Regions from separate parts of the Homo sapiens genome. Here all the other regions are linked to region 3. Evidence: chromatin contacts called from ENCODE Hi-C or POLR2A ChIA-PET data. All regions are on one chromosome and are shown on one strand. Each heading gives the region's core, a stretch centred on a gene start or an enhancer-like site at or near the end of the contact. The rest is flanking DNA. Distances are from core to core; before and after follow the strand shown.

Region 1 (4,055 bases), core at 1,125-3,624, 180 kb after region 3:
TGGCTAATAACCAGCCAAGGATGGGGAAGAATCCAGGCCTCCCTCACCCTAATTCAAGTCTCTCCACCATCCTAGTTAGACTGTTTCTCCTCTGGTTTGAGACCAGGGAGGGGCATACAGGAGCAGGCAGTGCCTGTGTAGTTTGGAGCTTGCCTCTTATGTCCCAGAGTCCAACTGGTAAAGAAATTTTTTGTGCCTTATTATACAACACCTATTTCTTAGGCATTTGTGCATTTTAGAGCAATTTTTCAAAATAAAATGCTGCATTTTAGAACTGCCCACAAACTGAAAGAAACAGAAGCTGCTGTCATTAGGGGGAGATCATGCTTATCGCATAGTCTTCTGGTAATTCTTTAATAAAAATATTTTTAGTACCATTTTATCACTTGCAATCCTTTTATGTCAAGTTTTCTTTTTTAACTTTTCTGGTTTTACCCTCAGGATTACTGTCAAAATATAGCTAATATATTTAAAGTATATGTGCATTTTTCCTTTGCGTTTCTGTGTTTTAAATAACAAATGTGATTATGTTTCCAGTTCTACAAAAATATGGTATTTATTTTAAACTTCTTTCAATGAAATGAAGTAAAATAAGACAACATTTTTCATCTTCTCTGTTTCACACACACATACATACACGACAAACCAACGTTTACTTTAGTTTCAGATTTTCTTATTTCCACAATTTAATTGATACTAGTTACAGAGGCCTATCATTTAATATAATGTAGTGCTGGTCTAGCATTGTAGTTGGGAATCGTTAATCATAGGACAGTTGAAAGAATGGTAGTGTGGAGATGGCAAGAAACTTAAATTCAGATTTCAACTCGGAAACTTACTAACAGCATATGGGGCTTTCACCAAAAATTCAATCTCTCTAAACCTCACTTTTCTCACCTACAAATGGGAACAAATGGGAACATTAATACTTTCCTTATCATGAGGATTACTTCATGTAAACATACCTATTAGCACCTAGCTACTCATATGCTCCCAAGTGTTTATTGGGTCTGAATTTGAATTTCTTCGGTTCGTGAGTTCATTGTAGTTTTGTTGAGGCTTCGACAAAACTTTAGTACCTTTAGTTGTACTAAAGGTACTCATTTGAGAGAATGAAAAATAAAATTTCAACTAATGTTTTTTCTTAAAGCTTTTGGGCTATTAACATGCATACTTTATAGAGGGACTGTGATACTATCCACTATCCAAATATATGAATAGATGGTATAGGGTGATAACAGCCTCTCCTGCATGCAGACTTCTGCAGGCTGGCTCTGCTGCTTTCCGAAGCCTGCCCAAGCAGATGTAGGCTCTCCTTGCCAGTGCAAGGAGAGGCCCTTTCCAGATTTAAGAACCTGTTGATTTTTGACATTCGTTCCTCATTTTTAATCTGATGCTTCATGATGGGAATGCCTTTTTGTATTCTTTGTGTTAAGGAATAACAGTGGGCCTTACTTATGGCAGACTCAAGATATTAATGTATAATGACAAACTACTGGAAGCAACCTGATCAGTCACCCGTGAAAAACTAGATGGCATGTTATAAGCAATAACCATACGGCCATTAGAAAGAATTCTCTGTACTGATAAGGAAAGCTTTGGGAGTTGCTGGTGAGGGAAAAAGAAAGCTTTCTGTGGCACCTGCTTGAGAATTGAGAGTCCTGGTAAGGAACCCCACTTGTAGGGGCGGTGTTTCTTTGTGCTCCCCTCTAGTGATGAGGCTTCTTGGTGAACATAGTTCAGTCTGTCTTGATTATTGGCCTCACACACCTTTGCCAGTTGGAGAGCTATTTTTCACCGCTCATGACACGAGAGTACTCTCTGTGTGCATACGCCATGAAAATCCTCAGGTTGTTTTTTTTTTTGCATTGTTTTGTTTTTTAAATTGTGTTCAGACTGAAGTAAGGACCCTACCCTTGGGACATAGGATCACTTTTTGCTGTTGTATCTTTCTCCTGTCATTGACCTCAAGGTCTTGTATGGCAGACTCCCTGATCTAGTGCCCAGCACAATGTCCAGCACACAGTAAACCTTTAATAAATGGGAAGGAACTTTTTTTCTCTCATAATTAAAGGAAACAATTGTAGTTCCCAGCAGGAGCCCTCAATTCTGACTCTGATTGTTAACTGCCCGTGAATTTGTTCCCTGTAGCCTTCACCCATGATTTATAGAGAGTGTTCTTCCTTTGCCTTTCTTAACCATGCCAGCTTCGTGTCATGTTCAGAGCTGTGGAGAATTTGACTTGAGCAAGTGGAGAGATTAGGGAGGTGGCGTTTGAAAGGGGAACAGCCAGTTCCCGGGAGAGTTCCATTGATCCCAGCATATGGGTCTTGGTCTCGCAAGCTCACTCCCTTTGGCTCCGCAGGCAGGCTGAGATGCGCGCCTGCGGCCCACCCTCCCTGTCATCAGGTTACCTGTAATGTAAGACTTTTAGAAAAAGGCTGCCAGCTCTGCAGAAATCTAATGCAACCCAGCCAATTGCGTGGCCCTCTGGAATTTAGAGACTCTTAAGAATAGCCCATCAAAGGACAAGATGTACAGACAAACTCTTCGATGGTAAATAGGATTTATCAGTTTTCTTTCACAGTGGAAGCACTTCCCCCATTAAAGTCTGAGTCTCATCTGGGGCTTGATCTAATCTTACAATTCAGTGGCTGTTAGATTTTATTGGTGAGGGGCAGAAGTCAGTAGCTCGTGCCACTGGTACATGTGTTCGTGTTTATCATAACAAGATAATTTTTACTTCTTGCCATAGCTGTTTCATAAATTATGTGAGATGTGTATCAGGTGCCTTTTTGTGCCACTCCCATGATGAAGAAAATAATAGCATTGAGCATATTAATCTGTTATCTAAACTATTTCTTAGTTCACAGAGTATTGAGGAAGAATGTACTAAATAAAGTGCTTAGAGATTTTTGGTGATGGTTCAAGTAACTTACCTCTAGGTTTTGGATTTAAAATGAATATTCATTGTAAGGCATGCTTCCGAAGAGTTGTTCCCTCATCCAGAGCAGAATAACTGAATCAGCGTTCTTGCCTGAGTTTTAGATTGACTCTAGGTTAACGTATTCGTGATGAGCCAGTTTAATCTAATCTAAGGCTTATCAGCCTCCCATACTATTTTGAGTGATTTGTTCACTGCACCGTGGAGTGTCTATTTAACATTAAACTGATCTTGATTTATTGCATGTGAACATTATAAAAACTATTGATTTTAAAAATGAATAATTTAAATAAAGCTTATATTTCTTTTCCTACTACAAAGAGTAACAGCAAAAATCCTCTGCTTTTCCCTTTTCTTCTTTCTCCCTATTCTTCTCCTCTTCCCGCATTTCTTCTCCCCCTTCTTTCTACTCCCTCCTTCTCTTTTTTCCTTCATTTATGTTATTATTGTTAGTTAATTTGGTTTTGTAGGTATCATCAGCTACATGGTATCTTTCTTTATTTTTTTTTACTATAGCTTCACTCTTCTCCATAAATTAATATGGAGAACATGATATATATCAATCACCGTGGAAATTTTTATCAGGATTAAATTATCACAACCTTTTCATGTAACAAATCACTTTGGTGAATAATAATGGGCTGCTTTAGAGGTAGCAAACCCAAATGTCATTGGAGTCAGGGAGGTAGCATAAATGAGCCGAATGATAAGTACAGAAACTGTGGCAAAAGAGCTTATATACTGTATCTACAAGGACATCTGCTTTACAATCCCAGACTGTTGTCACAGGGGAAAGTAGACCTAGTATTAAAATATTTAAAATATTAAATTAATTATCACAATATTAACTCTTAAATATTAATTTTTAAAAGAGTAACTAGAAACCTGGGTTTGCATGTAATATCTTCATATCTTAAAATGATGATACTAATTCAAAAAAAAGTTGTAAAACACTACAGGCCAAACAAAACAGTACACAGGCTGCATGCCATCCTGTGCAAGGTGTTAATGGTAACAAGGGGAGATTACTAAATGTTTAAATAAATTAATTGGAAGTTAGTTATTAAAATAACTAAAATAACTGGAATCAGCATCTAAGAGAAAGGTTACT
Region 2 (3,628 bases), core at 625-3,124, 240 kb before region 3:
ACAAACTTGGATCCTGAACCAACATATATGCCATGGTTTCCATAAGAAAATGGGACTTCAGTTCCAAACTACTCCTTCTTCTCTAAGTTGAGGAAGCCTTGGAGATAATTTTAAATATTTTCTTCGGAGTTTATAGTATAAAAGGCATTTGAAAAATGAAGATCTGAGCTAATCCTGGTTTGGTGCTTGATATCTCTGGTAGTCTTGGGAGAATGGCTTAATCCCCCTAAGTTTCTGTTTGCTCAGTAGCAAGGTGAAGTGGACCATTTTTACCAGTTAAAAGTGACATGCCAAGCGTCTTGTAATAATCCTTACTTTTGATTCCATTCTCTGGCCATATTGAATTACCCATTTTCCAGAACAACCATGCTTTCTCACACCTCTGACATTATATCCCTTCTGCATCTTTAAAGATTCAGCTCAGACATCACCTCCAGGAAAGCCTTCCTGAACACCACACACATGCACAATACAAACACACCCAATACAGCCTTCTTTGGAGTTTCTACAATGCCTCGTGTTCACCACTGTTACGGCACATATCTCACTGCATAAAATCTGGCTTATTTATTTATTTATTATTATTTTTTGAGACAGAGTCTCCCTCTGTCACCCAGGCTGGAGTGCAATGGCGCAATCTCGGCTCACTGCAACCTCTGTCTCCTGAATTCAAGCAATTCTCCTGCCTCAGCCTCCCGTAAAGCTGGGATTACAGGCGCCCGCCGCCACACCTGGCTAATTTTTGTATTTTGGGTAGAGACGGGGTTTCACCATGTTGGCCAGGCTGGTCTTGAACTCCTGACCTCAGGTGATCCACTCGCCTCAGCCTTCCAAAGTGCTAGGATTACAGGTGTGAGCCACCACGCCTGGCCAAAGCCTGGCTCTTTAGTTGCCATCTCTCATGTTTCACCATAAAATTTTTGAGAATATGGGTCATATTACTTGGTTGTGTAGACTGGAATATTTGTGTAATAAATACCTCTTGCAAAAATGAATAAATGCATGAATAATAAGAAAGCTTTTTCACTCTTTCTGCACTGTCTCCCTGCTAGTTCACTGCTCTGTTTACCTGTGTTAAACATATCCCAAGTTGGCTAAGTAATCAAAGTTGCTCTACGTCCCAGAATCTATTAGCTGGAGCCCTGCAGGATGAGACCATGCTCCTTCCCCCTTACTCAGCCAGTCATGCTGACACAACTTTGGAGGTATGGGGAAGCGCCCAGAGCCCACACCCTTCTTTAAGGCTGTACCTTACCCCTTAGGCATGAAGTGTTCCAAAGTCTGAGTCAGCCATCCCTGTCCATTCACATGCCTGGCTGCAGTCCAATACTCAGATAAGAAACCACCCAGGTGCTTGGCCTCAGAAAGCCAGCAATGAGGTGGTCTTGGCCAATGGAGACCAAATTAAACTAGTGAAGAATAAAGTAGCAAGCAAGCCCTAGATGGGAGTCAGGAAATCTTGCCTGGTTTCTGCATTGATAAAAGCTGTTTAACCTTTGGCAAGTCACTTTTTCTCTGGGCCTACTTTCATCTTCTGGACAGTTAATGGGTTGAGCCAAATGACCTCTAGAGTTTTGTTCAGTTCTCAGGTTCTAGGATCTAAAATCAAAGGCAGGCTAAGCATTTCTCATACCTGAAATGGTAATGATACTTACTTGCCTGTAGCAACCCCATCTTCAGGGGAAGGGGCAGAAGTAACAGCTTAAGTTCACTGACAGTGATGGCTTAAAATGCACACAGGATACTGTCTGAGCCCTCATTTCATTGAGGCTAAGAGCCTAAGAAAGATTAGCCTTGCTGCCTCATAAAGCTTTACGTATTAGCAGAGGGTAATGCTGTACTAGTACAAAGCAAAGGCCATGACCTGGGCTGCACTTATTATTTAAATGAGCAATGTACTACTACACATACATTGTGCAATTGCATCATATCCTTTGCGCAATCTATTCTGCAGAGTCTTCAGCAACCAGGGCGTTTGTGTCCTGTAGACAGGCTAGGATCAAACACCAATTGCTTTGCAATGGATCGATAAGAATAATATTGATAATACCAGTACTTCTACCGAGAGTACCACCTTTTATTTAACATTTAATACATCCAAGACTTGTGCAACACTCATTTTGTTCTTTTAACCACTCTGGTAATGCAATATTTTTATCCCCATAATACAAATGAAGACAGTGAAGTTAACTTTAATATAATTAAGACAAAGTATATAAACTGGCTAAGAAAGCTTGGATGACAATTTTAATCTCTCACATTTGTATAGCATTTTAAGCTTACAAAATATATCTTAAAATATAATTCTATTTAGTTTTTACTATGATGTAGCAGCTGAGTAATGACTGTTTCCAATTTAAGAAATAAAAATTTGAGATGAGGGGAGATGGAAAAATGGTAGTTCAGATCCCTTGATCTTCAGTCCTGGGCCTTCCCAGTAACCCAGCAATCTGTGCTGAGACTCCTCACAGGTAAAGTGTGGCCCAGGTATAAGAAGCTTTCTGAAAAACAGTGCCTTCAAGTCAAACAAAGCCTATACAGCTGAATTCTGGAGCTTGGTTGAAATTGTGGATGAAGCAGAAGATAGGTTGGGGTATGAACAAATGTAGAGAAAGAAGGAAGGGCAAAGATCACATTTTAATAATGTTCTGTACTGTACGTGAATAATGCCAACAGTACACTGTCACATTTGTGTTTAGCTCATTTTCAGCAACAGAGCAAGATCCCAGAGTGTAGCAAGAAGAGAGACCGTTTTGGGTGGAGATATTTCTGTTTCCGCAGGGGCTTTTATGCTCATTCAACTTGAAACTTCTAAAATAACTCATTATGTGTGGAATAGCAGGTGTTCACATTAAACATATTTGCTTGACCTCACTTAATCTATTATATAGTAAATGTTCCTCTTCTTCTCGTTTACCCAATCTTGGGTCATTAGTCAGACAGAATTAATTATTCACAATGTTTAGAAAGAAATTACATATCTGAGTCTTCACGGCAAGGAAAATTGACATATCAGGCTCCGAGTCAAACTAGGATTGTCAGAGTTGACAGTGGTCATTCTGTTACTTGGGGAAAGTCAACGTTTAGAAAATTCAGAGTTGCTCTTATTTTGTTAAAGCGTAATTCACAAAGGAAGTGTAGATAAAACTTTCATTATGAAGCTTCAGTTCCACTTCTCTTATGCTTTGGTATCCCTTAATTTAATTATATCATTCTGCAATTTCAAGGATGATCAAATTAAAGTTATCCTTTAGCAAGACTTTTTGTTCATCAAGCTGCCTCTGCCAAAAATTTCTCAGTGAGCCTCAACTCTCTTCTTCATCAGCCTCTGCACCTCCAAATGTTTGCTAATTTCTATCGATTCTGCCTCTTCAATATCCTTAAATTGTCTTTTTAATCTCAATTTTATGCCCTTAGATTTGGCCCACATCATTTTTTTTCTGTGAAAGGTTGCAATAGCATTTTAATTGTCATCCTGACCCTAACATGGGCTGGATTAGTGATGCAGTACCAATAAATTACCCCAATGTATAAAACCTTCCATGGTTCTGTAACCTCAGGATAAAATTCCAAATCCTGGACATTTTGCCTCCTGAGCCTCATTCCATGTCTGTCTACCATATGTTTC
Region 3 (3,851 bases), core at 125-2,624:
AGATGTTAGCCGCTCTCGGGCTAAGTAAAGGAAGAGAATGTCAAGTTTTAAATAGCTTCTCCCTTCCATCCTGGCTGAAGCAACAAATAAAATATTTTTATGAAACACATTTTGAGTTAGATTTACTTACAGGGAAATGTCAAATTTCTCTGAAAGGGCTTTAGATTGTCTCACAACTTTGACATCTACTGATGTCACCTATTTACAGGTGTGTCCTGTGACTAGGGGGTGAAGGGAAGATGTGAACTCACCATGTTAGTGACCGTTAGATACACAGAGTGGTTTTTTTTCCCCCTGTTGGAGTCTATCCTAACTGAGCTTCTGAATCATATTTCATTCAATTTCCAAATCCACAAAACCAGGATAAGTTTACAGCCCATATTCAGAAAGGAAATAAATTATTTTGTGTGTAGACTTTCCTGATATTACACTGATTTGGGAATATATGAACAATTTTATGGTTTCCTTTCGAAGTAGGTCAAGTCAAAGCAAAACCAAAAACAGCAAAAACTGTAAGACATAAAGAATAGAGTGGAGCCGACTGAGAGATTAAAATAAACTAGAATATTTTTATTAACAGGCAATTTGAAATAATTTGTGCACTTCAGAATATTCTACAATAATATATTATTTCCAATTTTAATATCTTTAAGAAAATTACTATATTATATGTAAGTACATGTGCATGTGTTTGAGGTAGGATATTTAACTCAATAAAGGTTATTTTCTTTTATTCGGGTCAGGCAAAGCTTCTAAGGGGATGTGAAAGGGATATCTCTTTCTCTTAGCTGAGAGGAAGAGTGAGTTCTAAGTTAAATATAATCAAGGAATTTCCCTGTCTTTGCTATTTGAGATTGTGACCACAACAGGCGGTTGGCTGAAAGGGAAACTGAAGGGCGGGGAGGGAGGGAAATAGATGAAAAAACAAAACAAAACAAAACTTCCCTAAGCAGCTCTACAAAACATTTTAGCCCCAGAAATAGTCACAGAAATCCTCAAATCAAACCAGTATCCAGATACAAGGAAGTGTTATGTAGCTGGAGCAGGGTGGACACTCATCAGCTCAGTTCAGTTACAAAAGTCCAGGCTGCTGAAATTAAACTCTGATGCCATTCATGCCAGCATCCAATCACGACAGAGATCAGAAGTTCAGAGATGCCTCCAGCTCCAAATTGCCAACAACAAGTGTGGCTACTATACGTCAAGGACTCTGAAGCCGTGAGAGAGGGGGAAGAACAACAGTAGAGAGGATGCCCAGCTGGTAAGAATCGAGTGTTTATGAAGTTTTAGTCAATTGATGAATCTCATTGGCTAAAATCAAGAAACGCTCCGCCTCTTTGCAAATATGTATGAAGGAGAGAAGTGCCTAAACTTCTATGTCTGATAGCATTTGACCCTATTGCTTTTAGCCTCCCGGCTTTATATCTATATATACACAGGTATATGTGTATATTTTATATAATTGTTCTCCGTTCGTTGATATCAAAGACAGTTGAAGGAAATGAATTTTGAAACTTCACGGTGTGCCACCCTACAGTACTGCCCTGACCCTTACATCCAGCGGTGAGTTTGAATGTGACATAACTTCTCTCAAAACTTAATTGAAGTGCCTTGTGTATTATGAATGTGTCAGCTGTGTACAAAGAACAATTCCTCCTTGTTTAGTCAGCACAGTGATATTATTTTGGACTTTCTGTGGACTTAAAGTGGTCTGTGGACATATTTTCTGAATGTCTTTTTTGGTTGATATTTGGATCTACAAAGTGAAAAAATTTGAAGCGAATCTTCCCATTTAAAAAAAATTATCACGCCATTTAAGAATGTTTAAAATATATTATTTGCCTTGTTCAGCACCTACTCACTCAATAAGAAATTTCACTGGGCAGGGATATAATAATGTATGGATAATCTTCAAGTCAAAATAAACACCAAATAATTTTGATTTATACATTAAGAAATAGATAACTAGCCATTGTTGTACCAAACAGATTGTGGCTTGTCATTGCATTTTATAAGGAATATTTTTTGGTATGTTTGATAATGAAAATCTTTTGACAAATCTGACTTTTAAAGCTTGTGATTGTAGTAAATTTTATTTAGAAACATTTGCCTAGTACTAAGAGAGAATATTAGTGAGGGTGCACAATTGTGTATGTGCTTCAAATTAGACTTTGCTATTTTTAAACTGGTAAATGAAATCTGAACAGTGTTTTTCCAGTCATAAAGTTATGGGAGATATTCAAGTCATATGTAGCAATGTGATGTTAGTTTAACAGCATGAGATTTCGTACTTTATTTTATAAGACTAATGAGAGAGGTCCTTTGCGTGTTGAAAATGGTGAGGTTACAAAGGGTTAACTTGCCATTTACCACCTGTGTCTGTTGGAGCTTGATACTAGAAGCAGATTCTGCTCTCTCTGGGCAGGACTCACTTACTGTAGACTAGTAGAGTGTGAAAGATTTGTGATCTTCCTTTAACGTGATTTGCTACAACGTAGAACACTAATGTGAGCTATGTAGATTGTTTCTCTTCCTGTGAGGTTTCTGGTGGGTTGTGCGAAAAGGCAGAAGAGAAAGAGCAAGGCAGAAAGATAAATAGAATAAAGGAGATAAAAAGAAAAGGGTGAAAAAAGAGAGAGGGGAAGCAAGTTTGGGGTCTCCAAGGTTTCAGTGGAATTTGTTGGTGGTGGCTTGATTCGTGTCTTGCTGTTTACCACAAACAACAATATTAGCACAAATAAATGGCTCTAGGATTTATGTTCTTGTATAATGTGAAAATTAGATCTAGCTGCAGTTGAGGATTGGGTTGATTAAAAAGAAAAACACCAAAGATTTTCTGGTTCTCAAAATTGTTTCTAATCTCAAAATTATCTATTCCATTAAACATCTTTGGAAATAATAGTTCTAAGAAGATAATTGTGATGAAATAGTAACTGTGTAATGCTACTCTTGAGGGCATCTCTCCTAAACTAGGTACTTGGAACCAGGGAAGCTTTAGAAGAAACTTCCTTCTATTGACTAATAACCCACACTTCAATCCTGCATACATACCTCTCTAGAAGCATTTCTAATGATAAGAGAGGCCTATAAATATAAAGAAATAGAGAAACTACTTTTTATATTACCTTGACGATCTATTAGTTCATGAAGCAAATGTCATCTCAGTTTTTGACATACTGTAATATTCTAAGCAATCATAGTATTTTTGGTTTTTTTTTAACCTTTATTTTAAGTTCAGGGGTACAAGTGCAAGTTTGTTATACAGGTAAACTTGTGTCATGGGGGTTTGTTGTACAGATTATTTCATCACTCAGGTACTAAGCCTAGTACCCATTAGTTATTTTTCCTGATCCTATCCCTCCTCCCACCTTCCACCCTCTGAAAGGCCCCAGCGTGTGTTGTTCCCCTCTATGTGTCCATGCGTTGTCATCATTTAACTCCCACTTAACACGTGAGAACATACAGTATTTGGTTTTCTGCTCCTGTGTTAGTTTGCTAAGGATAATGGCCTCCGGCTCCATCCAAGTCCCTGCAAAGGACATGATCTCATTCTTTTTTATGGCTACATAGTATTTTTAAGTAGTTTTAAATTTTCCTAGAATGCCCTGGGCTTTAATCATGGTGCCTGATACTTTTGGGGAAGGCAGGGGAGGGCATGTTGAGAAGCTGTGAGACTATGGTTCAGAATGGCCAGGGAGCAATTATTTGCCTAATAAATAATTTTAGGCAAGAATATGTACTTCTCATTTGTAATGCAAGCTTAACCAGCAAAAACATTAAGGTGATGAAACATAGCTCTTACTCAGCATCTGCTCTGCGGAAGACATTGCAAATACAAAAACCAATTAGAT

Evidence for each region. A loop is a pair of places that touch in the nucleus more often than their neighbours do. ChIA-PET counts read pairs that join two places held with the same protein, here RNA polymerase II (POLR2A). Pooled maps may share reads with other maps.
Region 1: a pooled map of gastrocnemius medialis shows a loop between it and region 3 (7-fold over the local background). The contact joins the enhancer-like site here to the promoter of TP63 in region 3. A Hi-C loop is called at or near these places in 1 of 168 maps with a recorded cell type or tissue (gastrocnemius medialis) and 4 of 50 pooled maps. POLR2A ChIA-PET finds 5 or more read pairs at or near these places in 2 of 52 experiments (GM12878 and PC-9).
Region 2: a loop to region 3 is called in a map of GM12878, with 2.7 times the contacts of the local background. The contact joins the enhancer-like site here to the promoter of TP63 in region 3. A Hi-C loop is called at or near these places in 1 of 168 maps with a recorded cell type or tissue (GM12878), 10 of 37 single-sample maps with no recorded cell type and 7 of 50 pooled maps.

The regions. Positions count from the first base shown.
Region 1 is chr3:189,811,742-189,815,796 of GRCh38, forward strand. The region is part of intron 4 of TP63 (tumor protein p63); the gene reads left to right. Among named protein-coding and RNA genes, the nearest start is that of MIR944, 16 kb to the right of the region's middle. Within about 2 kb of position 2,375, at least 2 of the 41 ENCODE cell types and tissues checked have a DNase peak (open chromatin) inside an H3K27ac peak, as active enhancers do; they include gastrocnemius medialis, where a contact is called at or near this core.
Region 2 is chr3:189,391,922-189,395,549 of GRCh38, forward strand. No RefSeq gene overlaps it. Among named protein-coding and RNA genes, the nearest start is that of TPRG1-AS2, 150 kb to the left of the region's middle. RefSeq lists an enhancer at 2,687-2,896. Within about 2 kb of position 1,875, at least 7 of the 41 ENCODE cell types and tissues checked have a DNase peak (open chromatin) inside an H3K27ac peak, as active enhancers do; they include GM12878, where a contact is called at or near this core.
Region 3 is chr3:189,630,015-189,633,865 of GRCh38, forward strand. TP63 (tumor protein p63) reads left to right here and starts at 1,375. Exons shown (of 14, transcript NM_003722.5): 1 at 1,375-1,563. The coding sequence starts at 1,502. RefSeq lists a promoter at 690-1,499 and a cis regulatory region at 892-902.